2 separate regions of the Homo sapiens genome follow, and region 2 is linked to region 1. Evidence: read pairs that join two places in POLR2A ChIA-PET (ENCODE). Cell type or tissue: PC-9. All regions are shown on one strand. Each heading gives the region's core, and the rest is flanking DNA. Links, peaks and the distances in the headings are about the cores only. Region 1 overlaps TYRO3 (TYRO3 protein tyrosine kinase). Region 2 has its middle 23 kb from the start of MGA.

What was found. Peaks named below come from ENCODE experiments on the same cell type or tissue, not always from the same donor. Only the 100,000 strongest peaks of a DNase experiment are listed, where the experiment ranks them.
Region 2: POLR2A ChIA-PET joins it to region 1 with 7 read pairs; 8 of 35 experiments call an interaction of 5 or more read pairs at or near these places.

What each region holds. Positions count from the first base shown.
Region 1 is chr15:41,574,576-41,589,852 of GRCh38, reverse strand. It overlaps TYRO3 (TYRO3 protein tyrosine kinase), which reads right to left. Exons shown (of 19, transcript NM_006293.4): 19 at 6,264-11,967. The coding sequence ends at 11,577. Among named protein-coding and RNA genes, the nearest start is that of TYRO3, 23 kb to the right of the region's middle. RefSeq lists a silencer at 4,275-4,384. In PC-9, for the core only: a CTCF peak has its summit at 8,594; DNase peaks (open chromatin) are centred at 5,832 and 8,512; H3K27ac peaks cover 379 bases.
Region 2 is chr15:41,630,255-41,645,531 of GRCh38, reverse strand. It overlaps a transcript of MGA not described here. Among named protein-coding and RNA genes, the nearest start is that of MGA, 23 kb to the left of the region's middle. In PC-9, for the core only: no CTCF peak of the experiment used is centred there; no DNase peak of the experiment used is centred there.

The sequences.
Region 1 (15,277 bases), core at 4,831-12,830:
TACTAAGCAACTATCTGTAACCTGTTTGGCCAGGGTATAAATTCCTATACAACCATAAACCCTGAGAACTGCATCACACATGGCCTGAGGCCCCCAATGGGTCCCTTGATGTAGTTGGGATAAGACTTCCCTTATAAGGGGTTTAGACAACATTTCTCTCTGGTCTGGCAGTATCCACTTTCCTTCTGAATTCTCTTTAGCACCTATTTTTATTAGTTTCTCTCTTTCAGTGGAAGAAAAAATGGGGATTACAGTAGGAGGAGGCAGGTAGGGAGTTAAGTGAAAAATATGCATTTCAGAAGACACAGCAGCCTGCTTGGCTACCTGATCTGCTAGGTTATTTCCTCAACTTTCAAAAGAAAGGTTTTTCTGGTGTCCGGGAACACGGACAATAGCTATTTCTTCTGGCAACTGAAGATTATTCAATACTTGGGTGATCAGCTCCTTGTGAACAAGGTCTTGACCTTTACTACTAATGAGACCTCTTTCAGTCCAAATTTTCCCAAACATATGGGCCACTACACAGGCATACTTGGAATCTGTATAGATGGTTCCTTCCTGGTTCTGTAAGTACTTTAAGGCTTGGCTGAGTGCAAATAGCTCACATGTTTGAGCAGACCAATTGTTGGCAATTTTCCAGATTCTATTTCTATGAGAATTTCTCCATCAATCACTGAATACCCATTGTGTCTTTTTCCCTCAATCACCCCGGAGGAACTGTCTATGAATAAGTGCCGTCCAGTCCGGAAGGGGGTTTCTCCTAGGTCTGGTCGAACCTTTGTATGGTAATCAATTAAATCTAAACATGTGTGTTCCCTCCATAGATTTGGATTCCCTGTTAGGAAACCTGCTGGGTTGAGTGAATTATCAGAGGTCAATGTTAAATCATCCTTTTCTAACAGAACGGCCTCATACTTCAAGATTCTCGAGTCGGTAAGCCATCTCCCTGCTCTCTGGTTTAAGATAGTTCTAACTTGGTGAGGCGTGCTTACCGTCAATTTTCCTCCAAAGGTTAACTTCCTGCTTTCCTCGACCAGTATTGCCGCAGCCCCGATGGACTGGATGCATTGAGGCCATCCACAAGTGACTGGGTCCAACACCTTTGATAGGAAGGCTACGGGCTGCCGGCGGCCTCTGTGTTCTTGAGTCAGCACTCCTAAAACTACCGCACTGTCCACATTAACAAAAAGGTGGAATGGCTTTTCTAGGGAGGGTAAGGCAGTTATGAGCCTTTCCTTCAGCTTCTAGACTTGATCAGCTTCCTCAGAAGTCCACAGGAGATGGTTCGGCTTCTCCTGGGCAAGTTTTTAATATAACAGTTTACTGTGCAGTGCATGAGTCAATCCATAAGCGGCAGTATCTGACTAACCCTAAAAATTTCCTGAGTTCTTATTTAGTTTGAGGCAAGGGTAGGGACACCATTCCCTCGATTCATTCAGGCCCTATTCTTCGCTTGTCTGCACTTATTAAGTGGCCTAAATATTTAACTTCGGGCTCTACATACTGAAGCTTTCTTTTTGAGACTCATAGCCCCTCAAACTGCAGATAGCTAAGAATATGTGTAGAGAAGTCAGTTACCTTCTCTATATCTTCACCAGATATAAGAATGTCGTCTACGTACTGAAGAAGGCATATTTGTTCTAGTATGACAACTTTTTCTAGTACCTGTTCTAAAATTTGGCCAAAAAGATTAGGAGAGTCTATGAACCGTCGGAGCAAGACCGTCCATCTCGATATTGCTGTTTCCGCCCTGAGTGGCGATCCTCCCATTCAAAAGCAAATATATTTCGGCTATCTTCAGCCAGGGGACATGCCCAAAAAGCATCCTTCAAATCTATTATGGTAAACCATTGATGATTACATGGAATTTTGCTAAGAACCGTGTAAGCATTGGGGACAATGGGGTTGGTAGTCTGGACTATTTGGTTGATAGCTCTAAGGTCCTGTAGTAGCTGGTATGACCCATCTGATTTCTTGACTGGCAGTATTGGGGTGTTATAAGGGGACATACAGGGCTCGAGAAGCCCATCCTTAATAAGGTCTTTGATTATAGGTTTCAACCCTATCCTACCTTCTAGGGGAATAGGGATTGCTTCCTTCTTACTACTTCTCCTGGGGTTTTTAGCTTGATGTGGATCGGAGGGACTTGGAATTTCCCTCGGTTTCCTTTTTTGGACCAGACATTAGGATTAATATATTTTTCATCGGCAGTGGTGAGTAGATTTAATGAGGTGAGGAATCCTCTTGGGCTGACTTGTAGACCTATGCCCAACTTTAACATTAAATCCCTCCCCAGTAAATTAGTTCCTGCTTAGGGGATTAACAAGAACTGAATATAAGCTGAGCGATCAAAATTTATCAATTTATCAAAAAGGTTGTGATAAGTTGGTTCTGTCTAGGCAGGAGGCAAGGTGAACACCTTGGGCGGTTACATTACTGGAAAGGAGTCCCAGTCCAGATCCCAAGAGAGGGTTCCTGGATCTTGCAAAAGAGAATTCAGAGCGAGATCATAAAGTGAAAACAAGTTTATAAGGAAAGTAAAGGAATAAAAGAATGGCTACTCCATAGACAAAACAGCCCCAAGGGCTTCTGGTTGCCCATTTTTATGGTTAGTTCTTGATGATATGCTAAACACGGGGTGGATTATTCATGCCTCTCCTTTTTAGACCATATAGGGTAACTTCTGATGTTGCCATAGCATTTGTAAGCTGTCATGGTGCTGGTGGGAGTGTAGCAGTGAGGACGACCAGAGGTCACTCTCATCGCCATCTTGGTTTTGGTGGGTTTTAGCCGGTTTTTTTACTGCAACTTGTTTTATCAACAAGGTCTGGCCGGCGCAGTGGCTCATGCCTATAATCCCAGCACTTTGGGAGGCTGAGGCCGGAGGATCACCTGACGTCAGGGGTTCAAGACCAGCCTGGCCAACATGGTAAAACCCTGCCTCTACAAAAATACAAAAATTAGCCGGGCCTGATGGTGGATGCCTGTAATCCCAGCTACTCGGGAAGCTGAGGCGGGAGAATCTCTTGAACCCAGGAAGCAGAGGTTGCAGTGAGCCGAGATTGCGCCACTGCACTCCAGTCTGGGCAACTGAGTGACAGAGTGAGACTCCATCTCAAAAACAAACAAACAAAAAACAAGGTATTTATGACCTGTATCTCGTGCTGACCTCCTATCTCATCCTGTGATTAAGAATGCCTTAACTTACTGGGAATGCAGCCCAGCAGGTCTTACCTTTTTTTTTTTTTTTTTTTTTTTTTTTTAAGACAGAGTCTCCCTCTGTCACCCAGGCTGGAGTTCAGTGGCATGATTTCAGCTCACTACAACCTCCACCTTCCAGGTTCAAGAGATTCTCCTGCCTCAGCTTCCCGACTAGCTGGGACTACAGGCGTTCACCACCATGCCTGGCTAATTTTTGTATTTTTAGTAGAGACGGGGTTTCACCATATTGGCCAGGCTGGTCTTGAACTCTTGACCTCAGGTGATCCGCCCGCCTCGGCCTCCCAAAGTGCTGGGAGACCGAGACACAAGAATCGCTTGAACCAGGGAGGTGGAGGTTGCAGTGAGCCGACAGCCACTGCACTCTAGCCTGGGCGACAGAGCGAGACTCTGTCTCAAAAAAAAAGAAAAGAAAAGAAAAGAAATTTTAAATAGTTTAAGGATCACATGTATTGTTTTCATCCACGTTATATGTTGTTATATACATTTCATTTTAATAAAGGGTTATTTCTGTCAACCTTAAAAAATATATTGAGGGAAAGTTTGTTTGTTGAATGGTAATGATTACCAAACATTCTGTGGTTTTTGGCTTTAGGGATTCCCTCGGACTCTTCATCTTCGTTTTGCCCCGTAGGCATTTGCTGACTTTGTTGGCATGTGGCATCCCACAGCTCCCAGCCCCACCACTAGGGCCTTTTCCACTTCGGCCACGTGGCCCCACCCACCTAGCTCTCATCTCCCTTCCAGGGCGCTTACTGTCTGTAGAGCGTCTTAGCTTTCTTCTCTGTTTTTCCTTAGTTTTCTTGACAAACAGGCAACGCTTTCGTCGTTTCCAAGAGCGTGAGCCCCTAGGGCGTAAAAACGGGAGGCTCACGGTTCTTTGCTATTACTCTGGGCCAAGTCAATACTTGTGGAATTAACTTTTACCACCAGAGGAGGCAAACTCAAAGACAGCTTTAACGAAAGAAGCGCGGGCATTCCGCGACGATGGAGTGTTCTCGGGCACCCTTGGGAGGATGGATCCCGTAGACCCGGAGCTGCCGGGCTCCCGCTCCGTGCGCGTCTGTCCCCGTCCCTGCAGGGGCCCCGCGCCCACGGGCCGCCACCGCCTGCGCCCGCCGCGCTCCTCCCCGCGGCCTGCAGGGCGCCGGCTCTGTCCGCAGCTGGGGCCCTTCTGCGCCGCGGACAAAGGCGCTGGTGTCCCGCCGGCCAGGCCAAGCCTTTCCCTGCCCGCCGCCGAGCGGCCTCGGCCAAGCCCCGGCGGGGCAAACCGGCTCGTGACCGCGCGTGTGACGCCCGCGTGTGGCCCCGCTCTCGAGTGGGCCGCAGAGGTGAGGATTCGTCCCGCGGGCCCAGCCCGCCTAGCGCGAGCCTCTCTGGCCGGAGCCCGTGGGTAGAAATGCCTGGGGCACAGCTGCGTATCCCACCAGGTGCTTCTGGGCTCGCTCGAGCTAAGTCCAGGCACAGCCTTCTGATTTGGGGCTTGTGGGGTTTTAGAGGACCAAATGTAAAATTATTTTCTGCCTTTTAATGATCCAGAGGCTTCCCCAACCTGTCTGTGGCTTAGGGAGGGCCCAAAAGGCTTCTCTCCTTTGCTCTTGCTCTACCCTGGGGAAAAACTGAGGAATTTGGAGAAAAGGGGAGGAGTGTTCTCTAAGATTTACTGAACTTTGGCCAATTGTCAGGAACTCTTCTAGGCCCTTAGATACTTTTAGTTAATTCTAAAAAGGTCTCGTGAAGTAAATATTACCAGTGTTTTCCCCTGTGCGCCCTAGGCACGCACTCAATACTCTCACCAACCACCAAATCGCCAGTTATAAATTTTACTAGACCCCTCCTTTCCCTTACCCCCACACCCAATTAATGAATATTCATTGAGTGCCTACGAAGTGCGAAAGCGCTGAGGATACCATAATAAAAAAGACAGGTCCCTGTGTGCACACAACTTATATGGAGAGGAAAGGGAAGGGGGAGAGATAATTTTTTTTTCTTTTTTTTTTTATGGAGTCTCGCTCTGCAGGCCAGGCTGGAGTGCAGCGGCTCAGTCTCAGCTCACCGCAAGCTTCCCCTCCCGGGTTCACGCAATTCTCCTGTCTCAGCCTCCCCAGTAGCTGGGATTACAGGCGCCTGCCACCACGCCCGGCTAATTTTTTGTATTTTTAGTAGAGACGGGGTTTCACTGTGTTAGCCGGGATGGTCTCAATCTCCTGACCTCGTGATCCGCCCGCCTCGGCCTCCCAAAGTGCTGGGATTACAGGCGTGAGCCACCGCGCCAGGCCTTTTTTTTTTTTTTTTTTTTGTGAGACAGAGTCTTGCTCTGTCACCCAGGCTGGAGTGCAGTGGCACAATCTCAGCTCCCTGCAACCTCCGCCTCCCAGGTTCAAGCGATTCTCCTGTCTCAGCCTCCAGAGTAGCTGGGATTACAGGCGCATGACACCATGTCCGACTAATTTTGTATTTTTAGTTGAGATGGGGTTTCACCATGTTGGTCAGGCTGGTTTTGAACTCCTGACCTCAAGTGATCCACCCACCTCGGCCTCTCGAGATAATTATAATTACAAAACAGGAAGGAGAACCCTGAAGACAAATTCCACAGGTGTTGGGGGCAGCGGCTTCATAACCAAAGGAGTGCTGACCTGGTCTTCGTCAGGAAGGTTTGCACAGCTGTTGCAATACTCTGGGTGAGAGAGGAGGCCTCAGGATGCTGATAGCTGGGGAGGGACCCATGCAAAAGCAATAGGAGAGTGGAGTTAACAGGACTTAGAGACAGAAAAGTCTATCCAGACTACTCCCCGCTATCCTCTGGTCCTCAAAACCTCTCAGCTACCCCTACCTTCCCACTCTGGGGCAGTGGAAAGATGGAGGAATTACGTAGATCCCTGGGTTTTCATCCCAATTGTGCCCCTCACCCCTTGCTTTGTGACACCATGAACAAATCATTCTTCTCTAAAGCCTTGGGAGACCTGTATTCCTTTCATGCCATGCCTTGACATAGTGTTCCTCAGACCTTGGGAGAACGTTGCAAAAAAAATGTACCACGAACATATAGGAAAACATTATACATTTATAGTAATTCAATTAGTGTAGCAGTGACACTGGCACATGTAATTGGGATGAACAGTCTAGCAACCAAAATAGATATGGGAGTTTAGATAGATCAATGAGGCTATATAGAGAAATGGAGACAGATTATTCAAGAAATTCTGGCTGGGTGTGGTGGCTCACACCTGTAATCTCCGCACTTTGAGAGGCCAAGGTGGGCAGATCGCTTCAGCCCAGAGTTCAAGACCAGCCTGGGCAACAAAGCAAGACTCCATCTCTACAACACTTAAAAACTGGGCCGGGCGCGGTGGCTGAAGCCTGTAATCCCAGCACTTTGGGAGGCTGAGGCGGGCAGATCACGAGGTCAGGAGATCGAGACCATCCTGGCTAACATGGTGAAACCCTGTCTCTACTAAAAATACAAAAAATTAGCATGTTGTGGTGGCACGTGCCTGTAGTCCCAGCTAATTGGGAGTGTGAGGCAGGAGGAGACTCGCTTGAACTGAGAGGCGGAGGTTGCAGTGAGCCGAGATCACACCACTGCACTCCAGCCTGGGCGACAGAGCAAGGCTCTGTATTAAAAAAAAAAAAAAACACTTAAAAATTTGCCAGGTGCAGTGGCGTGTGCCTGTGGTCCCAGCTATTCAGGACGCTGAGGTGGGAGAATCAGTTTACTATCACTTTACTCCAGCCCAGGCAGAAACAGAGCAAGACCCTGTATCAAAAAAAAGAAAAAAAAAAGAAATGTGCATAAAATATAGATTGTTCAATAAATGGTGGTATTGGGACAATAAAAAGTATCTGGGAAAAATAACTTTGAATCTCTGTATCACTTCTTATTCAACAATAAATTTGAGATAAATCAACATGAAATACTGAAAAATAAACTATATTATTATTATTTTCTTTTTTGAGATGGAGTCTCACTCTTGTCCAGGCTGGAGTGCCATGGCACAATCTCGTCTCACAGCAACTTCCACCTCCCAGGTTCAAGCAATTCTCCTACCTCAGCCTCCCAAGTAGCTGGGATTACAGGCACCCACCAGCACGCCCAGCTAATTTTTTTTTTTTCCGAGATGGAGTCTCACTCTCTCACCCAAGCTGGAATGTAGTGGCTCACTGCAACCTCCCCCTCCCAGGTTCAAGTGATTCTCCTGCCTCAGCCTCCCGAGTAGCTAGGATTACACGTGCCTGCCACCATACCTGGCTAATTTTGTGTATTTTTAGTAAAGACAGGGTTTAGTAAAGACAGGGTTTCACCCTGTTAGCCAGGCTGGTCTCAAACTCCTGACCTTGTGATCCGCCCGCCTCGGCCTCCCAAAGCGCTGGGATTACGGGTGTGAGCCACCATGCCCGGCCATTCTTGCCTCTTTGAGACTCACTTTTCAAAACTGCTGTTGTTAGATGATCCTTATAAACATGTTGCTGAGGGAAAGAAGCCAAACGCAAAGTAATCAAATCTACATGACTCCATTTATATACTTTTAAAAGGAGCTTCACTGATCCATGGTGTTAAGAGGTCAGGATAGAGGTTACCTATGGGGAGTAGGGAGGAGGCAGAGATTGAGGCAGGTCCCAAGGGTTGCTTCTGGGTTGCTGTTAATGCTGTTTCTTAATCTGGATGCTGGTTCTTTGGATCTGTTTGTGAAAATCCTTTTTGATCCAGAGTCTCTCTCTTTTTTTTTTTGAGACAGAAAATCCCAAAGCGCTGGGATTATAGGCGTGAGCCACCATGCCTGGCCTCTTTTTTTTTTTTTTTTTTTTGAGATGGAGTCTCGCTCTGTCACCCAGGCTGGAGTGCACTGGTGCCATCTCAGTTCACTGCAACCTCCGCCTCCAGGGTTCAAGTGATTCTCCTGCCTTAGCCTCCCAAGTAGCTGGGATTACAGGTGCCTGCCACCACTCCTGGCTAGTTTTTGTATTTTTTAGTAGAGATGGGGTTTCACCATGTTGGCCAGGCTGGTCTTGAACCCCTGACCTCAGGTGATCCACCCGCCTCAGCCTCACAAAGTGCTGGGATTACAGGCATCAGCCACCGCCCCCAACCGATAGTGAAGGTCTTTTCAATCAATAATTCCCAGATGTTATCTCACAGGTAATCACTACCTGCAGTGAAAGCTAATCACAGCAGGAAAGATTCTGAAAGCTACTTGCCTGGAAGTTTTTCAGGTTTCATGATCTACATGGGAACCAGAATTTGGAGTACCAGCAACAGGTTTTTCAGGATATTTGCTTTCAGAAGCAGCCACCCTATTCCCCTGCCCTCAGCCAGAAGCAGCACAATACCTGTGGGCCCTCCCAGTCTCCCCACACTCCTCACTAGCACATGTGTGGTTCCTGCGCCTCCTGCTGCATCTCCCATGAACTTGCTCTAAAAGCTTTTTTGTTGTTTTGTTTTGTTTCTGAGACAGTCTTAATCTGTCACCCAGGCCGAAGTTTAGTGGCAAGATCTCAGCTTACTGCAACCTCCTCCTCCCAGGTTTAAGTGATTCTCATGCCTCAGTCACCCAGTAGCTGAGATGACAAACCTGCGCCACCAAGCCTGGCTAAACTTTTTTGAATTTTTAGTTGAGATGGGGTTTCATGTTGCCCAGGCTGGTCTCGAACTCCCGGCCTGAAGTGATCCACCCGCCTCAGCCTCCCAAAGTGCTGGGATTACAAGCTGGGTATGGTGTCTCACCCCTGTTATCACAGCACTTTGGGAGGCTAAGGCAGGCAGATCACTTGAAATCAGGAGTTCGAGACCAGCCTGGCCAACATGGCGAAACCCTGTCTCTACAAAAAAATACAAAAAATAGCCGGACACAGTGGCTCGTGCCTGTAGTCCCAACTACTCGGGAAGCCAAGACAAGAGACTTGATTAAACCTGGGAGACAGAGGTTACAGTGAGCCGAGATCACACCACTGCACTCTAGCCTGGGCGACAGAGAGAGACTCGAGACTCCGTCTCAAAAAAAAAAAAAAATACACGCCACTGTGCCCAGCTGAATATTTGCATTTTCAAAAGATCAATGGTGATTATCTCTAGGTGGTGGGAGTATAGGTAACTGGCACCTTTTATTATTTTTTGCATTTTTATTTTTATTTTATTTTTGAGATGGAGTCTCGCCTGTCACCTAGGCTGCCGGGATCTCGACTCACTGCAACCTCCGCCTCCTGAGTTCAAGCAATTCTCCTGCCTCAGTGTCCTGAGTAGCTGGGATTACAGACACGCGCCACCATGCCCAGCTAATTTTTGTATTTTTAGTAAAGACGGGGTGTCACCATGTTGGTCAGACTAGTCTTGAACTTCTGACCTCGTGATCCACACACCCAGGTCTCCCAAAGTGCTGGGATTACAGGCGTGAGCCACTGCGCCCAGCCGATTTTTTGCATTTTTCTAACTGCCCACGGTGACTCTGTATTATCTTCAGTATAATAAGATTCATTGGGATCCTGTATCTAATTACAAAAGCATTTTGTGCTCAATGCAGAAAACTTGGAAAGCACAAAGAAGAACGTCCCCTTAACCCCATCATTTAAAGGTAACAGCTGTTGCCAGGTGCGGTGGCTCACGCCTGTAATCCCAACACTTTGGGAGGCTGAGGCAGGCGGATCACGAGGTCAGGAGATTGAGATCATCCTGGCTAATACGGTGAAACCCTATCTCTACTAAAAATACAAAAAATTAGCCGGGCGTGGTGGCAGGCACCTGTAGTCCCAGCTACTCGGGAGGCTGAGGCAGGAGAATGGCGTGAACCTGGGAGGCAGAGCTTGCAGTGAGCTCAGATCGCGCAATTGCACTCCAGCCTGGGCGACAGAGTGAGACTCGGTCTCAAAAAAAAAAAAAAAAAGATAACAGCTGTTAACATTTTGGCATATGTCTTTCCAGACTTTTCTCTCTATAAAAATCTTTCATCTTTGTGATCTCAAAAAAAGTAAACATTTAAGAGACAAAGCTGGGGCCAGGTGTGGTGGCTCAGGACTGTAATCCCAGCACTTTGGGAGGCCAAGGCAGGCAGATCACTTGAGGTCATGAGTTCAAGACCACCCTGGCCAACATGGCGAAACCACATCTCTACTAAAAATACAAAAATTACCTGGGCATGGTAGTGAGCCCCTGTAATCCCAGCTACTCTGGTGACTGAGGCACAAGAATCGCTTGAACCCAGGAGGCAGAGGTTGCAGTGAACCAAGATCACACCATGCACTCCAGCCTGGGCAACACAGTGAGACTGTCTCAAAAAAAAAGAAAAAAAAAAAGAGACAAAACCTTAGGTCTTTAGTCTTCAATTTTATTTCTATTTTAAACAGCAACTAACAGCTTGGAAATGTCCCTAACAGCTAGGACCCGCCCCATGCATTCCAGAGGCTCCCCCACCAAGGCTGGGGTCCAGGTTCCAGGAATTCCCCCTCATCAGGCCTGATTTCTCTCTGGAGACTTGGGACAGAAGAGGCTGTCCAGTTAGAGGGGAAGTTGGCACTAAAGGTCACCGTTTAGAAGGGTTGGGCTCAGACACAGCTGCCTTTGTTAGTCTTAGGATATTTTGAGATTTGGTAGCGTGCTCAGATTGTGGGTATGGAGAAGGGTTCCTGAACTCCTCTCCGGCCTCACTTGCTCCTGGGCAAGCCTCACAGCACCCCTTCCTCTTGCTGGCTCGGCACGCTGCCTTTGGAAGAGGGGCACCTGATAGGCTGGGTACTCCAGCATGCCTTTGTGTGACCCGGTCAGCTGCAGGGAAGCATGCTCCCCTCAACTTCTCCTGGCGTAGGCAGGGTGCGGAATCAGAAAGATGGTGAAGATTCAGACCTGAGATACCAACCCCTTACCAACCCTCACCTAAAAGGGAATATTACAAGGACATCTCTTTGTGACTTGGAGGGGCACACCTGGATATTTAAACCCCAAGTGTGGTAATAGCTGGGCCACCAGGCTGGAGGCAGCTCAATGCATGCACTTAAGCAGCAGGGGCAGCTCAGCAGGAGGGTAGGGCCCACAGAGCTGGACCTGCCCTCCCCACACTGCCATCCACACCCATGGTAACCATGGAAACATAACCACCCCACTCCTGCCAGCTGCCTGGGTTCAGACAACCAGGACTGGCCCACTTCCATCAAGCCAAGGCCTAAACTGATGCCAGGCTGGCCACAGAGTGGTTGCAGGAAGAACTGGGATTGGGTGATTTGGTCAGTCCGGGCTTCCCAGCACAGCTTGGGAGGACTACCACAGGAGCCTCCACACCTTGCTGTCTGGGCTGGGGTCAGACGGGGCTTAGTCAGCCAGCTCAGTGGCCACCAGAGCCGGCCAAATGGCCCCGATGCCCTCTGCCTGTGGGCTAACAGCTACTGTGTGGCAGTAGCCCTTGCTGCAGCAGCAAAAGCCTCTGTGTCTCATTGAGGGGACTCTCTGGCTGGTGCTCTGCCTGCCCTGGCTGCTCAGCCAGCCCTCCGGGGGTGAGTATGTACCGACAGTCACTGGGAGTGCCACCCACTGCCCCCATGCCACTGCCATCCCCAGCCCCACTGTAGGGCTGATCCCTGCCAGGTAGCTCCAGGCTGCCTCCCGCAGTGGGCTCCTCAGCTCTCTCGATGTTGATGTATAAGGGGTCCTGGCTGGCAGATAGCACAGACAGCTGGCCCAAGATGTTCTCCAGTTCCATTCGCAGACAAGTAAAGCTCGGGCGCTGCTTGGGGTCAGCACTCCAGCACTGGTACATGAGATCATACCTGGGGTGGAGAGAAGCGTGAGAAAAGGCAGGAGCCCTTCCCTCAAAAGCAGGGGCCCCTTCATCATATGGCACTAGGGTTTTAAAAAATTTTATTCCCTGGTGGGGCACAGCGGCTCGCATCTGTAATCTCAACACTTTGGGAGGCCGAAGGGGGGTATTATTTGAGCCCAGGAGTTCGAGACCAGCCTGGGCAATATGGCAAAACCCTGTCTCTATAATAATACAAAAATTAGCCAGGCTTGGTAGACACGCCTGTAGTCCCAGCTACTCGGAAGGCTGAGGTGGGATCACCTTGGGAGGCCAAGGCAGGCAGATCACCTGAGGTCAGGAGTTCGAGACCAGCCTGACCAACATGGAGAAACCCCATCTCTACTAAAAATACAAAAAAAAATTAGCCCAGCATGGTGGCACATTCCTGTAATCCCAGCTACTTGGGAGGCTGAGGCAGGAGAATCGCTTGAACCCAGGAGGTGGAGGTTGCGGTGAGCCGAGATTGCACAATTGAACTCCAGCCTGGGCAACAAGAGTGAAATTCCATCTCAAAATAAATAAACAAACAAATAAATTAATTAAATTAAATAAATAAAAAATATATTTGTAGAGACAGGGTCTTGCTATGTTGCTCAGGCTGGTCTCAAACTCCTGGCCTCTAGTGATCCTCCCACCACAGCTTCCTGAGTAGCTGGGATTACAGGCACATCCTAGCTTATTATTTCTCACAACAACCCTATGAAAGCAATGATCAAATAGAAATCATTTCCACATTTACAAATGTGGAAACATGCACAAAGAGGTTAAGAACCGTGACTAAAGTCACACACGTGGAAAGTGACAGAGCTGTGATTTGAAGCGAGGGGGTTGACTCCGAAGTCCCTCCTGTGCTGAGTGGGCAGTACCTACTCAGTAATTCCTCACCGTGCAGCCGGACACAGTGGTATGCACCTGTAGTCCCAGCTACTCAGGAGGCTGAGGCTAAAAGATCCTTTGACCCCAGGAGTTCGAGACTAGTCTGGACAACATAGCGAGACCATGTCTCTATTAAAAAAAAAAATTAATAAGCAAGGTATGGTGGTAAGTACCTGTAATCCCAGCTACTAGGGAGGCTGGGCAGAAGATCTCTTGAACCCAGGGGTTTGATGCTACAGTGAGCTGTGATTGCATTACTGCACTCCAGCCTGGCTGTCAGAGCGAGGCCCTTTCTCTTTTTTTTTTTTAAAAAAAAAAAAAAAAAAAAAAAAGGAAACCTACTGAATCAGGCCAGGTGCAGTAGCTCATGCCTGTAATCCCAGCACTTTGGGAGGCCGAAGCAGGTGGATCACTTGAGGTCAGGAGTTCGAGTCCAGCCTGGCCAACATGATGAAACCCCGTGTCTACTAAAAAATACAAAAATTGGTTGGGCAAGGTGGCACACACCTGTCATCCCAGCCCTTTGGGAGGCCAAGGTGGGCAGATCACCTGAGGTCGGGAGTTTGAGACCAGCCTGATCAACATGGAGAAACCCCGTCTCTACTAAAAATACAAAATTAGCTGGGCAGGGTGGTGCATGCCTGTAATCCCAGCTACTCAGGAGACTGAGGCACGAGAATCGCTTGAATCCAGGAGGTGGAAGTTGTGGTGAGCCAAGATTGTGCCATTGCACTCCAGCCTGGGCGACAAGAGCAAAACTCCATTTCAAAAAAAAGAAAAAGTCCTCACTATTCATATATAACTTTTGAGTATCTGGAAAAAGCTTCCAGCTCTCCTGCCAACAGGAATTAATTTTTTTTTTTTTTTTTTTTTGAGATGGAGTTTTGCTCTTGTTGCCCAGGCTGGAGTGCAATGGTGTGATCTCGGGTCACCAGAACCTCTGCCTCCCGGGTTCAAGTGATTCTCCTGCCTCAGCTTCCCAAGTAGCTGGCATTACAGGCATGCGCCACCACGCCCAGCTAATTTTGTATTTTTAATAGAGGCGGGGTTTCTCTATGTTGGTCAGGCTGGTCTGGAACTCCCGACCTCAGGAGATCCGCCTCCCAAAGCGCTGGGATTACGGGCGTGAGCCACCGTCCCCTGCCAGGAATGCTTTTTTACATACAATTTCAGGAACCTTATAAATTCCCTGAAGCCTATCACTCAGGATGCCCAAGGAATGCCTCAGGCTCAGGTGGAAAAATAACAAACCAAAAACCTAATGGAAAGACGCTGAGACCAAGTCCAATGAATGCAAATGCCTGACTCTCTTGCCTATGCCCATGACAAGAGCCCCAAGCACTGCCTCACACACCAGCACACCCCCAGCAGGGGCCACCAGTAATGGCAGTAATCATGCCAGACACTGAACAGGTCGTGGGAATGGGAATGGTCTGGGGCCGTGGGTACATGGCCAGACTGGGACACGTCCTCAAGGCTGTGCTAGGAGCCAACTGGCGCCTGTCCACCAGGCTGCCTGGGTGAGGCCAGTGCCTGCCCACTCTCCATTGACAGCACCAGCTCCAGCTGGGGAGGAGGCTGCGCTGGGGTCTGGTCCCCACTGCCCTTCAGAGCTTCTACAGCGCCAGATTAGAACTGAAGCAGGCTGCAGCCACAGGGAGATGTGAGCTTCCTGCCCCTTGCCATGCCCTGAGCTCTGCTGAATGAACAGGAGGGCCAGGGCCTGGCTTGTCTACTCAAGATTTCCCTCTCAGGTGTAGGTGAGTTACCCACAGCCCAGGCTCAGGGCACTTCAAACCCACTGTCCAAGGGAAGGACCCCACCATCAGGCTGAGCCTTCCTGTGCCTGTCCATGACCTCGGCCCTCTGGAAGTCCAATCCCAGAGCAAGAAATGGAGCAGATTCTTTCTCTGGTCACAGTGGCTCCCACTCCCCCTGGGGCTCATGAAAGGTCCTCTGGGCTGGGCGTGGTGGCTCACACCTGTAATCCCAGCATTTTGGGAGGCCAAGGCAGATGGATCCCTTGAGCCCAGGAGCGCAAGACCAGCTTGACAAATATGGCGGAGCCCTGTCTCTACAAAAATACAAAAATTAGCCGAGTGTGGTGGCACGTGCCTGTAGTCCCAGCTACTTGGAAGGCTGGGGAGGGAGGATCACTTGAGCCCAGGAGGTTGAGGCTGCAGTAAGCAGAGATCACGCCACTGCACTCCAGCCTGGGTGACAAAGCGAGACCCTGTCTCAAAAAACAAAACAAAAAATACTCACAAAAGGTTGTCTGAAGGCCTAGGGAGCCCTTGGCTTGGATGGAGTGGGAGTGTAAGACTAGAACAGACAAATCACAGTTGTTGTCATAAAGAGTTAAGAGTATATATTCTAAAACTACAGGGATCTAGGTTCAAATT
Region 2 (15,277 bases), core at 3,147-11,146, 57 kb before region 1:
GCTCACTGCAACCTCCACCTCCCAGGTTCAAGAGATTCTCCTTCCTCAGTCTCCCGAGTAACTGGGATTACAGGCACATGCCACGCCCAGCTAATTTTTGTATTTTTAGTAGAGACAGGGTTTCACCACATGGGCCAGGCTGGTCTGGAGCTCCGCCCAAGTGATCTGCCGGTCTCAGCCTCCCAAAGTGCTGGGATTACAGGCGTGAGCCACCGCACTCGGCCCTAACAGAATTCTTAAAATGCCTTCCAAGAGACTAACAGGCTCAATTAGAAACACATGCTTGTGAATTGATATGAGTAATTGGCAGGACCTGTCTGTGAAAAATGACATTTTCTAAGATTAAATACATAAAACCTCATACAGATAAATAATAACAGATGAACATTTGCAACTGATTTTAAGGCTAAGGAACATTTACTTTGAACTTCAATTAAACAAATTGTTATCCTCCCCAAAAAAAGAATTCCATTCTTCTCATCTGTAGACATGTATTACCAAAATGAAAAAGTACTAAACAATTACATTTTTTATTTTCATCAATACAAAATTTGTGGAAATTTGTTTTTTCTTTTAATATATGTACCTACATAATACCCTATTTTGCCTCTTGGCCCACAGTGCCTAAAATACTTACTATGTGGCCCTCTACAGAAAAAGTTTGCAAACACCTGGGTTAACGTATTATCTCCAACTGATTAGCTATACAACACTGGACATCAGTTAACTTTTCTAGGTCTTTCTTTCCACATTTATAAAATAAGGAGGACTGAAGACAACCTCTATGGTATATACTCCAACTTTAGTATTCCACAATTAATAATACACATTTCATATTCACTTTGAATGGTAATATTTTTTCTTTTCCTCTTTTTTTTGAGACAGAGTCCACCCAGGCTGGCTGGAGGGCAGTGGTACAGTCTCGGCTCACTGCAACCTCCTCCTCCCGGGTTTCAAGTGATTCTCATGTCTCAGCATTCCAAGTAGCTGGGATTACAGGTGCGTGATCACCATGCCTGGCTAATTTTTAGTATTTTTAGTAGAGACAGGGTTTCACCATGTTGACCAAGCTGGTCTCAAACTCCTGGACTCAAGTGATCCTCCAACCTCGGCCTCCCTAAGTGCTGGGATTACAGATGTGAGCCACCACACCCGGCCTTCTTTTTTTTTTTTTTTTTTTTTTTTGGTACAGATGGAGTCTTGCTACGTTGCCCAGGCTGGTCTCAAACTACTGACCTCAAGCAATCCTCCCACCTCAGCCTCCCAAAGTTCTGGGATTACATGTATGATCCATCCACTCACTGTACCTGGCCTGTATAGTAATATTTTGAATGAAATGTTAGGCCAGTTTTATATAAAGTATGAAGAAATGTCTTATTATGTAAAATATGAAGATGTACTTTATTAAATTCACAGAGGATGAAAAAATGGTACTGGGACAACTGGATACACATACAAAAGAATTATGTTGGTTCAGCAGAACATTGACTCAAAAAAATAAAAGAATTATGTTGAACCATTTACCTCACACCACATGCAAAAATGAACACAAACCAGATCAAAGATCTAAAAGTAAGTGCTGAAACTATAAAACTTTTATGGAAAAAAAATGAGAAAGAGTCACAACCTTGGATTTAGCAATGATTTCTTAAGTATGGCAAAAAGGCTGGGCATGATGGCTCATGCCTGTAATCCCAACACTTTGGGAGGCTGAGGCGGGCGGAGGCGACTTAGTGAGACTTCATCTCAGGGAAAAAAAAAAAAAAAAGTATGACACAAAAAGCACAGGTAATACACGATAAAAAAAGATCCTGGACTTCATCAAATTAAAACCTTTTGTATATTATTCACTATTAAGACAGTGAAAAGGCAATGTACAGAAAAGGAAAAAATATTTGCAAACCATATATCTGATAATGGACTAATATTTAGAATATAAAAAGAACTCCTACAACTCAACAACAAAAAAATCACTTTAAAAATGGGAGCCAGGGCCAGGCGCAGTGGCTCACCCCTGTAATCCCAGCACTTTGGGAGGTCGAGGCAGGCAGATCACAAGGTCAGGAAATCGAGACCATCCTGGCTAACACAGTGAAACCCCATCTCTACTAAAAATACAAAAAATTAGCCAGGCATGGTGGCACGTGCCTATAGTCCCAGCTACTCAGGAGGCTGAGACAGGAGAATCACATGAACCCGGGAGGCGGAGGTTGCAGTGAGCCAAGGTCACGCCACTGCACTACAGCCTGGGCCACAGCGTGAGACTCCGTCTCAAAAAATAAAAATAAAAAATAAAATAAAATAAAATAAATTAAAAAAAAAAAAAAGAGCCAGGCACCATGGCTCACACCTGTAATCCCAGCACTTTGAGAGGCCAAGGCAGGAAGATGGCTTGAGCTCAATTCAAGACCAACCCCAGCAACACAGCAAGACCCTGTTTCTAAAAAAAAAATAAAAAATAATTAGCTAAGTGTGGTGACACATGCCTATAATTGGAAGGCTGAGGTAAGAGATCACTTGAGCCTGGGAGGATGAGGCTACAGTGAGCCCTGACCATGCCACTGCACTGCAGCCTGGGCAACAGAGCAAAGACCCAGTCTCAAAAGAAAAAAAAAAAAAAAAGGCCAGGCATGGTGGCTCACGCCTGTAATCCCAGCACTTTGGGAGGCTGAGGCAAGCAGATCACCTGAGGTTAGAAGTTCGAGACCAGCCTGGCCAACACGGTGAAACCCCATCTCTACTAAAAATACAAAAAAATGGCCGGGTACAGTGGCTCATGCCTGTAATCCCAGCACTTTGGGAGGCTAAGGCAGGGGGAATCACAAGGTCAAGAGATCAAGACCATCCTGGTAAAACCCCGTCAATACTAAAAATACAAAAATTAGCTGGGTGAGGTGGCATGCGCCTGTAGCCCCAGCTACTTGGGAGGCTGAGACAGGAGAATCGCTTGAACCTGGGAGGCGGAGGTTGCAGTGAGCTGAGATCGCACCACTGCACTCCATCCTGGCAACAGAGGAAGACTCTGTCTAAAATAATAATAATAATAATAATAAAATTAGCTGGGAGTAGTGGCGGGCACCTGTAATCCCAGCTACTTGGGGGGCTGAGGCAGGAGAAAAGCTTGAACCCGGGAGGTGGAAGTTGCAGTGAGCCGAGATCACGCCATTGCACTCCAGCCTGGGCAACAAGAGCGAAACTTCGTTTCAAAAAAAAAAAAAAACACCACAAATTAAATTCAATTAAAATTAAAAATGGGCTAGGGACTTGAACAGACATTTCTCCATTGAAGATATACAAATGACTAATAAAAGCACATGAAATGATGCTCAATGTCATTAGTCATTAGGGAAATGCAAATCAAAACCAAATGAGATGCCATTTCACATCCACTAAGATGGCTATAATCAAAAAGACAATTAAGTGTTGGCTAGGCCCTGGCGCAGTGGCTCAAACCTGTAATCCCAGCACTTTCAGAGGTCAAGGCAGGAGGACTGCTTGAGCCCAGGAATTCAGCGGGAGACCAGTCTGGGCAACAAAGTGGGACTCTGTCTCTACAAAAAGCACAAAAATTAGCTAGGTGTGGTGGCGTGCACCTGTAGTCCCAGCTACTTGGGAGGCTGAGTCAGGAGGATTGCTTGAGCCCCAGAGGTCAAGACTACAGTAAGTTGTGACTGCACCACTGCACACCAGCCTGGGCAACAGAGTGAGACCAGTCTCAAAACAAAATAGAACAAAAAAAGTGTAGGCCGGACACGGTGGCTCATGCCTGTAATCCCAACACTTTGGGAGGCCAAAGCAGGCAGATCACGAGGTCAAGAGATCGAGACCATCCTGGCCAATATGGTGAAACCACGTCACTACTAAAAATACAAAAATTAGCTGGGCGTGGTGGCGCGCACCTATAGTCCCAGCTACTCGGGAGGCTGAGGCAGGAGAATTGCTTGAACCCAGGAAGCAGAGGTTGCAGTGAGCTAAGATTACGCCACTGCACTCCAGCCTGGCAACAGAGCAAGACTCCTTCTCAAAAAAAAAAAAAAAAAAAAAGTGTTAGGATGTAGAAAAATTGGAACTCTCATTTTCTGTTGGTGAAAATATAAAATAGTATAGGTACTCTGGAGAACACTGGCAGTTTCTCGAGAAGTTAAGCATGGAGATACCATATGACCCAATCATTCCACTATTACGTACATACCCAAGAAAAATAAAAACATAAGTTTATACAAAAAAAGTCCATTAATGGTCACAAAAGCATTATTCATAGTAGCCAAAAAATGAAAATAACCCAAATGTTCATCAACTGAAGAATGGATAAACAAAATGTGCTGTATCAACACAATGAAATATTATTCAGCCATAAAAATGAATTAAGTATGGATACATGCTACAACATGGATGAACTTTGAAAACATGCTAAAGAGTCTGATCACAAAGGACCTCATTTTGTATGATTCCATTTATATGAAATGTTCCAAAACAGATCAATCCATAGAGATAGAAAGTAGACTGATAGTCACCTAGGCCTGGGAAGACTGGGGGAGAAATAGGGAATGACTGCTAATGAGTATAGTGTTGCTTTCTGGGATGCTGAAATGTTCTAAAATTGTGGTGATGGATGCATTACTATGAATACACTAAAAACCACTGAATTATACACTTTAAATGGGTAAATTTTATAGTACATTAATTTTATCTCAAAACTTTAAAAACTAAGAGGAGGGCAGGCGCAGTGGCTCACGCCTATAATCCCAGCACTTTGGGAGGCCGAGGTGGGCAGATCGTGAGGTCAGGAGTTTGAGACCAGCCTAACTTACATGGCAAAACCCCGTCTCTACTAAAAATACAAAAATTAGCTGGATGTGGTGGCGTATGCCTGTAATCCCAGCTACTTGGGAGGCTGAGGCAGGAGAATCGCTTGAACCGGGAGGCAGACATTGCAGAGAGCCGAGATCGCACCATTGTATTCCAGCCTGGGCGACAGAGCGAGATTCCATCTCAAAAAAAAAAACTAAGAGGAAATACCTACAAATAAATGTTAGACGCTAATGTCACAAAACTAAGGTTCAAATGATGTACAATCTTACATCAACGATAAGAAACTGTATCGCTTCTCTAGGCTCAACAACTCCTTTGTAAATTCTCAGTAACTTTAAGGTTAGTGAGAACTCTAAGACAAACAATGAGCACCAAGTTGCACCTCAACTCCTTAGCTTAGCATATAAGGGCCTCAATACTCTGGACCCAGCTTTCCTTCTTCCTGCTGCTGTATACTCAACTACTCCTTATTTCCTAAATATGCTCCCCGGGTTTTTTTATCTGAACCTTTGCATTTATAATTACGCTGCTTTAGCATCTTCTCTCTGCCTTCGTAGTCCATAAATTCACCAGCATCATTCTCCCTAATCTCCTCCTATTGAAATCATCCTCATTCTTAAAGTCGAGTATTTTCATGAAGCCTGCCTTGATGCCCTTGCTGTGTAAACACTGGCCTTCCTCTAAACCACCAAAGGATACTGTCATTCTCCTTTGGTGCACAGTAATCTAGCTCTCATCATCCTTGACAGATTGGTCAGCACACTCAGAGTCATCTCTCAAGGCAAAAGCTCTACCAACAATGCCTTGCAGATTAAGGAACCTCTTATTTCACCTTCAACTCCTAACTCCACATAAAAACCACATGCTCCTGGGGCCAGGCACGGTGGCTCACGCCTGTAATCCCAGCACTTTGGGAGGCCAAGGCAGGCAGATCACGAGGTCAGGAGATCGAGACCATCCTGGCTAACACGGTGAAACCCCGTCTCTACTAACAATACAAAAAAAAAATTAGCTGGGCGTGGTGGCAGGTGCCTGTAGTCCCAGCTACTCTAGTGGCTGAGGCAGGGGAATGGTGTGAACCTAGGAGACGGTGCTTGCAGTGAGCCGAGATTGCGCCACTGCACTCCAGCCTGGACGACAGAGCGAGACTCCATCTAAAAAAATAAAAATAATAAAAATAAATTAATTAATTTAAAAAAAAAAAACTACATGCTCCTGACTCCTGTGCCGAGCTAATTAGATAGGGGGATCCAACAGACCTAAAGGTTCTATGAATTAACCATCAGCTTGTGAGGAAAGAGTGCTATGAGAGTTTAGTTAAATAGGAATGACAAACATTCTCTGACTTAAATGTAAAAATGTACTCTCTTATTCCCTCTCAACTGAATGGAAAGTGGGAGGAAAAGACTCACGGAGCTGGAATCAAGAATAGAAACTAAAACATTGCCAGAGAAGGGGCCATAAAATAGTAGAGCCACACAAGAGAAGAAACCATAAGACAAGGAAAAACACACAAAAGAAAAGGGTGAAGTCAGAAGTGGGATGGGACAAGAATAGTATAACAAGAGGGGAAAAAAAGAAGACATTATGATCCCCAACCAGGAAGAGAAGGACAAATTCTCATGCTGAAAGGGCTGAGATGTGAGATCACTTGAGACCTGGAGTTCAAGTCCAGCCTGGGCAACACAGTGAGACCCCCATCAAAAAAAGGTCAGGTGTGGTGGCTCACACCTGTAATCCTAGCACTTTGGGAGGCCAAGACAGGTGGATCACTTGATCCCAAGAGTGCAAGACCAGCCTGGGCAATAAGGCAAAACCCCATCTCTACCAAAAATACAACAACAAAAAATTAGCAGGCATGGTGGCGCAGGCATGGTGGCACGCGCCTGTAGTCTCAGCTAATAGGGAGGCTGAGGTAGGAGAATCACTCAAACTCAGGAGGCAGAGGTTGCAGTGAGCCAAGATCACACCACTGCACTCCAGCTTGGGCAAGAGAGAAAGACCCTGTCTCAAAAAAAAAAAAAAAAAAAAGAAAAAGAAAAGAAAGGCCAGGTAAAATAGCTCACACCTGTTATCCCAACACTTTGAGAGGCCAAGGTTGGAGGATAACTTAAGCCCAGGAGTTCAAGACAAGCAAGACCCCTGGGAAACATAGGAAGACCCCGTCTACAAAAAAAACTTTAAAAATTAACTGAGTGTGGTGGTACATGCCTGTGGTCCCAGCTACTCAGAAGGCTAAGGCAGGAGGATCTCCTGAGCCCAGGAGTTAGAGGCTGCAGTGAGATATGATCATGACACTGCACTCCAGCCTGGGTGACAGAGCAAGATTGTCTCAAAAAAAAAAAAATTCTAGCATATTTTAAAATTAAAAATTAACCCATATCTGGCCAGGCACATGCCCATAATCCCAGCACTTTGGGAGGCCGAGACAGGCGGATCACCTGAAGTCAGGAGTTCGAGACCAGCCTGACCAACATGACGAAACCCCGTCTCTACTGAAAATACAAAAATTAGCCGGGCATGGCAGCGCACACCTATAGTTCCAGCTATTCAGGAGACTGAGGCAAGAGAATTGCTTGAACCCAGGAGGCGGAGGTTGCAATGAGCCGAGATCTCACCACTGCACTCCAGCCTGGGCGACAGAGCAAGACTGTGTCCCAAAAAAAAAAAAAAAAAAAAAAAAAAAAGCTGGGCACAGTAGTGGCTCACGTCTGTAATCCCAGTACTTTGGGAGGCCGAGGCGGTGGACCACCTGAGTTCGAGACCAGCCTGGCCAACGAAACCCCGTCTCTACTAAAAATACAAAAATTAGCCAGATGGGGTGGCAGGCACCTGTAATCCCAGCTACTCAGAAGGCTGAGGCAGGAGAATCTCTTGAAGCCGGGAGGCGGAGGTCGCAGTGAGCAGAGATCACGCCATTGCACTCCAGCCTGAGCAACAGAACAAGACTCTGCCTCAAAAAAAAAAAAATTGTAACCCATATCCCAGTATCCTAACAGATATTCATTTCTGGTTCCTTCTAGCATATATCCACAAGCCATTCAATTTTAAACTGATAATCACTCTATTCTAAAATGAACCCTGTCACCACATTCCCCTCAACCTGGGGGAACTTTATAGCCCCTCTATAAGCATCACAGGAGTCGTTGGACACAATCGGCTTTTCACCACATTCCTTCTGGGAGCCTTTACCTAACAAGTGATTTCAACTCTGCTTATTCAACCCCTCACCCAGAATACAGTCTTTGTTGCCTTTGACGCTAACTTTATAAAAAGGATTTACCACCTCTATGAGATCAAGTAATATACTATTTGAATCTTTAAACCAGTTTCAGTACCAAAACAACTTGCAAAGTCCAGACAATTAAGTCAATCAATAACTTCCAACATTCCCTCTGATCTCTATAATCCCAGGTCACCAAAGACAAAGGCAATATGATACGAACCATGACCTATCTTCCTAATCTGTAGGTCCTCAACCCTGGTTCTTTCCACACTGTCACTGCCCAAATCTTTCCACTATGCCCAAAACAATACTCACTCTTATCATACCAAATCTCAGGCTTCCTCAATCTTTCTGAACAATGGTCCTTCCACTTATTTACCTTGACTTAACCCTGGCTGTCCTCCTTCAAGTATTTTCTCACATTTCTCTCTTTACTACGACCTTTACCACCCCCGCCCCCAGAGCAAGATATGATTGTCATTCTCTTGCCTTTCTATCAAAGTTTCCAGATCATGATCATCTCCCTTTACGGTGTCACCTTTGAGATACACAGTTGTCTCATTATTTATGGGGACTGGTTCCAGGACACCCTTGCAGATACCAAAATCCATGGATGCTCAAATCCCTGATATAAAACACCACAGGCCAGGTGTGGTGGCTCACGCTTGTAATCCCGGCACTTTGGGAGGCTGAGGTAGGTGGATTTCCTGAGGTCAGGAGTTTGACACCAGCCTGGCCAAAATGGTGAAACCCCATCTCTACTAAAAATACAAAAATTAGGCTGGGTATGGTGGCTCAGGCCTGTAATCCCAGCACTTTGGGAGGTTGAGGAGGACAGGTCACTTGAGGTCGGGAGTTCAAGACCACTGTGGCTAACACGGTGAAACCCTGTCTCTACTAAAAACACACACAAAAAATAAGCCAGAAATCACTTCAACCCAGGAGGTGGAGGTTGCAGTGAGCCGAGATCCCGCCACTGTACTCCAGCCTGGGCAACAGAGCAAGGCTCCATCTCAAAAAAAAAAAAAAAAAAATTAGCCAAGCATGGTGGCAGGCACCTGTAATCCCAGCTACTGGGGAGGCTGAGGCAGAAGAAACGCTTGAACCTGGGGGGCGGGGGTTGCAGTGAGTCGAGACTGTGCCACTGCACTCCAGCCTGGGCAACAGAGCGAGACTCCATCTCAAAAAAAATAAAATAAAATAAAATAAAAAATTTAGTCTGGCATGGTCAAGAGGTTGAGATGGGAGAATTGCTTGGGCCCAGGAGTTGGAGGCTACAGTGAGCTTCAATCACCCCACTGCACTCCAGCCTGGGTGACAGAGTGAAACCCTGTCTATAAAAAAAAATTAAACTCAAGTAGTAGATGAGGTATTTGCAGGAAAATAAAATAATAAAGTATAGTATAGTAAATGCATACTCCAGTAACACAGCTTATTATGAACTATGTAATATATGTATATCCACTATATATTATGTACTGTATGTTATTGCAGTATCATCTAGTACTGAATTTTATAAAGTTTTAATTATTATATACTATATGTAATTGTACCTGCTATATTTTTATACAACTGGCAGCACAGGTTTGTTTACACCAGTATCACTATAAACAAGAGTAAATGCATTGTGCCACAACGTTAAAACAGCTACCCTATCACTATGCAACAGAAATTTTTCAGCTCCATTAACCTTATGGGACCACCACAGTATATGCAGTCCATCATTGACCAAAATATCATTATGTGGCACATGAATGTATTTGTAGCTGGGATTTAGTCTTAATGTAGTCCTTCTTTTTTCTGAGACACCCACTCTGTTACCCAGGCTGGAGTGCAGTGACAGGATCATGGCTCCCTGCAGCCTTGACCTTCCAGGCTCAGGCAATCCACTCACCTCAGCCTCCCACGTACCTGGGCCCACAGGCACATGCCATCGTACTCAGCTAATTTTTTAAAATTTTTTATAGGAGGGGGGGGGTCTCACTATGTTGCCTGGGCTGGTCTCAAACTCCCACCTTGGCCTCCCAAAGTGCTGGGATTACTGGCGTGAGCCACCGCGCCCAGCCTTATTTTGTGTGTGTGTGTGTTTGTGTTTGGTGTTTGTCTAGTGTCTCATCTCCGCACTTTAATTTCAACTCTTATTTACTTATTTATTTATTTGAGACAGAGTCTTTCTCTGTTGCCCAGGCTGGAGTGCAGTGGTAGGACCTCGACTCACTGTGACCTCCACCTCCTGGGTTCAGGCAATTCTCGTGCCTCAGCCTCCTGAATACCTGGGACTACAGGTGCACGCCACCACACCCGGCCAATTTTTGTATTTTTAGTAGAGATGGGGTTTTGCCATGTTGGCCAGGATGGTCTCGAACTCCTGACCTTAAGTGATCCAACTGCCTCAGCCTCCCTAGGTGCTGGGATTACACACGTGAGCCACCACACCCAGCCAATTTCCACTCTTAATTATAAACTTCAGCCCTGATTACCTCACCTCTGAACTATGTCATCCTAATAATCTCCTAAGTGTTCTTACTTCAAACTATTCTCATCACCACTGCAAAATCAAATATTTTTCCAAGTACTATTTTTTCATTAACACTCTCCTGCTCAAAAACCTTCAAGGGACAAGATAAAAATACCTGCTCCTTAGCCTGAAGCTCGAGGTCTCAATGGTGGGACCATAACCCTCCCTCCCTCTCTTTAACTTCATGGTCTATCATACTCAAACAAAACCTCATTCTAACCAAACGCTCCCTGAACATACATTATATGCATTTACCATCATTTGGCCTTAGCTCACAATACTCATCCCTCTATCTCACCAAACAATCTTCATACCCAGCAACTCCTCTAAATCACCATTTCTCCTGCAAATAAAGTTCTACCTCAGTAAGGGGAAGGAAAGGGGAAGGATGTCTCCTGAGGAAACAACATGAGCAAAGGCACAGAAGATAAAACATGTATATGATATTCAAACATACATACACACACACATACATAAACATACACAAATATTTAGTGTCCCATGACTGAGCACAGAGGCATAATGAGATGACAGGAGATAAAGCCATTCAGCAGGAAGATTAAGAGTCATGTGACCCTATGCAAATCATTTAACCTCTCTGGGCTTTAGTTTCCTCATTTGCAAAATGAAATAACAGTGTCCATGGCATAGGGTTGTGGCAGTTTATTCATTCACTCAGCAAACATTATTAAGCACTTACTTTGTGCTTGCTAGGTACTACAAAAACAGCAGCAAACAGGACAAAAATCCCTGTCCTCATGGTACTCGAATTTTAGTAGGGGAAACATCAAACAAGGAAAATAAATAAATACATGATGTAATATGGTGTGTTATATACTGTGATGCTACAGAAAAAAATAAAGCAGGGAAGAGAGATGGGGAAGAAATCAAAATAGGAACCAAGGCATTCAAATCAAAATCTGAATTGAGGGAACAAGCTATGCAGTATTCCAGACAGAGGAAACCAGAAATGAAAGGGTATATGCCCAGCATGAACAAGGAAAAGCAAGGAGATGAAGAAGCTGGAGCAGAGATTAAGGAAGGGAGTGTTAAGAGATAAGGTCAGAGAAGTAAGAGGGGAGCAGCTCACATACAACCTTAAAGGCCGTTGTAAGGATTTTAGCTTTTATTTTGCCAGAAATAGGAAGTCACTGTAAGGTTTTGAGCAGAGGAACGATATGACTGGACTTTAACAGCATCAGCATCTCCAATCTGACAGCTTCTCTCTGCTGCCATATTAAGAATATATCACAGGCCGGGCACAGTGGCTCACACCTGTAATCCCAGCACTTTGGGAAGCCAAGGTGGGTGGATCACTTGATTTCAGGAGTTCCAGACCAGCCTGGGCAACATGGCAAAAACCCGTCTCTACTAAAAATACAGAAATTAGCCAAGTATTGTGGCTCAATCTCAATTCAGATTTTGATTTCTTCCCCATCTCTCTTCCCTGCTTTATTTTTTTCTGTAACATCACAGTTACATTGGTCCCAGCTACTAGGGAGGCAGAGGTGGGAGGATCACTTGAGCCCAGGAGGCAGAGGTTGCAGTGAACCAAGACTGCACCACTGCACTCCAGCCTGGGCAACAGAGCAAGACTCTGTCTCAAAAAAAAAAAAAAAAATACCATAGGAGGGCAATGTCAGGAAGAGACTACTTAGGCGATTAAATAATGATCCTTAACACAATGCCTGGCATATAGTAATCTTCCCTTAACAGGTGGCTACCAGGCTGGGCGTGGTGGCTCACACCTGTAATCCTAGCACTTTGGGAGGCCAAGGCAGGGGGGATCACAAGGTCAGGAGATCAAGACCATCCTGGCTAACGCAGTGAAACCCCGTCTCTACTAAAAATACAAAATTAGCCAGGCGTGGTGGCACGCGCCTGTAGTCTCAGCTACTCGGGAGGCTGAGGCAGAAGAATCGCTTGAACCCGGGAGGCAGAGGTTGCAGTGAGCTGAGATCATGTCATTGCACTCCAGCCTGGGCGACAGAGCGAGACTCCGTCTCAAAAAAAAAAAAAAAATTACATGAAATTCAAATTTCAGTGTCTATATATAAAGTTTCCTGAAACACAGCCATTTCATTTGTTTGTGTATTATTGTCTGTGGCTGCTTTTGTGCTGTTATCTAGCAAATGGGCTCTCTGCCCATTATGCATTGAAGCCAATACTATGGCACCAGCTTTTTTTTTTTTCCCTATCTCCTACAGGAAGGAGACCTCCTACAGGTAGGAGGCACCAGCTTTTGAGAAAAGAAACGCTTTATTGCAAGGCAGACTAGTGAGGAAACAGGAGGCCCAGCTCAAATCTATCTCCCTGATTTGGAGTCTGGGACAAGTTTTAAGAGGTTGGAGGGCAAGGGAAAAGACCTGGAAATGTTGGCTTGCCAAGGTCTGATTGGAGGGCTTCAAACTTAACCATTTCGGTAAGGTATGCTGAGGCAAATTTTAGCCCTGGATCTTTACGGCCAATGGACCCGCTGCTTCTGAAAAGGTTCCAGCATTCAAGTTCTGGTCATGTCCCAGACTTCTTGGTTCTGCTGGGGGAGGAGAGGAGGGATGTTGGTTCTGGGTGCTGTTAAAGATCAAAGCTTTTTCTATTGTGCATGCCCAGGCTACATGACTTGCAATCTTGGCTCTTTTATATCTACAAAGTAACCTGACATTCTGTTATCAACAGAGTAGACACTCTCTGGGCTGGTCCTGCAGTTTACTACCACAACAGAATTGAGTAGTACTTAAAAGAAACGCTAAGGTCCATACATTAAAATATTTACTATCTAGTCCTCTACAGAAAACATTTGCCAACCCCTCATCTAGAGGCCTGAAAGTAGTACACACATGTATCATGGATAAAACAAGTTGCGTATGAGGGAGACATATGACGTGAGATAAACTATGAGGTAGTGAGCTTTATGTGTCAAGCTAAGTAAGGAGTCTGAACTTGTCTCAACTTGATTCCATTTACTATGCAAAGCCACTAAAGAATTTTATTGAGAGTAATATGATCAGATAAACCTATGTAAAGACAATTATCTTTTTTCTAAATGTATCTGAGCTAAAAAAACAACACTTGCCATTTAAAAAAAAAGAAACATAGAAGCATATCAACACGCTAACAGTGATAGCTGGCATATTAGAAATTATTATTTGTGCTTATGTATTTATCTTCTCAAAAAAAAGCCACTTTTATAATTCAAATATGAAAATACATACTTTTTTTTCTGTTCAGTTGGTTGCCTTTAATGAAAATACATACTTTTAAATTCAGATTCATATACACACACAAAATTTGTTCTCCAGGTTCTCTTTCTCCCCCTCCACCCCTTTAAGTGGAAAGACAAAGTATGCGGAGGAGGAACCTACACATAGCAAAAAAAAGAAAGTGTGCCTCTGTCACACTTGTAAAGGATAAATGACATTCTACCATTTCAAATTATGTATTTTATTTTTTATTTTTCATTTCTATGTTTTCATAGAGACAGGGTCTCGCTATGTTGCCCAGGTTGGTCTCGAACTCCTAGCCTCAAGCAATCCTCCTTCCTTGGCTTCCCAAAGTGCTGGGATTACAGGTGTGGGCCTATGTACTTTCTTTATAGACATGAAATGAAAAAATGCTTGGATGCAACATTGTGACAGAGAACTCTTCTTATATATGGCTTTTATCATATCAAACAAAGAGCTAAATCAATATCTTATTGAAACTAGAAACGTTAAAGGATAAGAGAAAATGCAGAACTTCAAGTCAAATTAAAATGTTGAAAACTGATATAAGACTGCATATAACCCTGAGAATATAATTATGGGCTTAAGAAATGCAGTCCCTGATTTATACTACAGTACTTTGCACTTACGGATATATTGCTTGTTAAGATTAAATTCCTTCCTATGTTTCAGTTCCTCAATTAAATTGTCAAGGCCTCATGTGCAAAGAATGCCTTTTATTTCTTTTGTGTGTCCCCCACACTGTACCTCATACAATACCCATATATGGCAAGTACTCAATACATGCTTATGATTGAATGACAAAATAATCAACCCTACTTTGGACTCACAGGCTGAAAAATCTTCACACCTACAATTCACACCAGTAAGCCTCCTTCTATCCAACAATTTAAAGGACATTCCTGGGGTGAGTACTGCTGATTCTACTGGATTTATTACATTAGGTTCCATCTCCAGCAAAGAGCTCAAAGTACACGTGTACTGTTAAAATAGAATTCCCGACTACTGAGAAGCTGGGTGGAAAAGTGGGCAAGTGAAGGAAAAATCTATTATAATAGCCTGCCTCCAAAGAATAAGCATTATTCAGCCCTAGAGAATAAAACATTCCTAATATGTCTCTGAACTAAGACTTCTAACTGACATTTCACTAAACTTTGTACTGGCTAAATTATGCCACAATGAATATCACTAAAACCAACAACTTGACATAATAAAAAGATCCTAAAAATCTCAGCTAATGATCCATATGATCGTGTATTGTAAGATTTAGTTTTTAATTACTTACTCTTTGGCCAAAGCAAAACTTTTAAACTTTTTCAATGCATTATGATTAAGCATCTACCACATGCCAAGCACTGGGAAAACAAATGAATTTTTTTAAAAGCCAAAATGCCAACTGATTTTGTATTTTGCTATAAATTGAAGTATAAGCAACAGCACTGAGGAAGTACCATGCAGTGAAGGGGTCAATTTTATCCGTCGAAATTGGGGAAAATTACA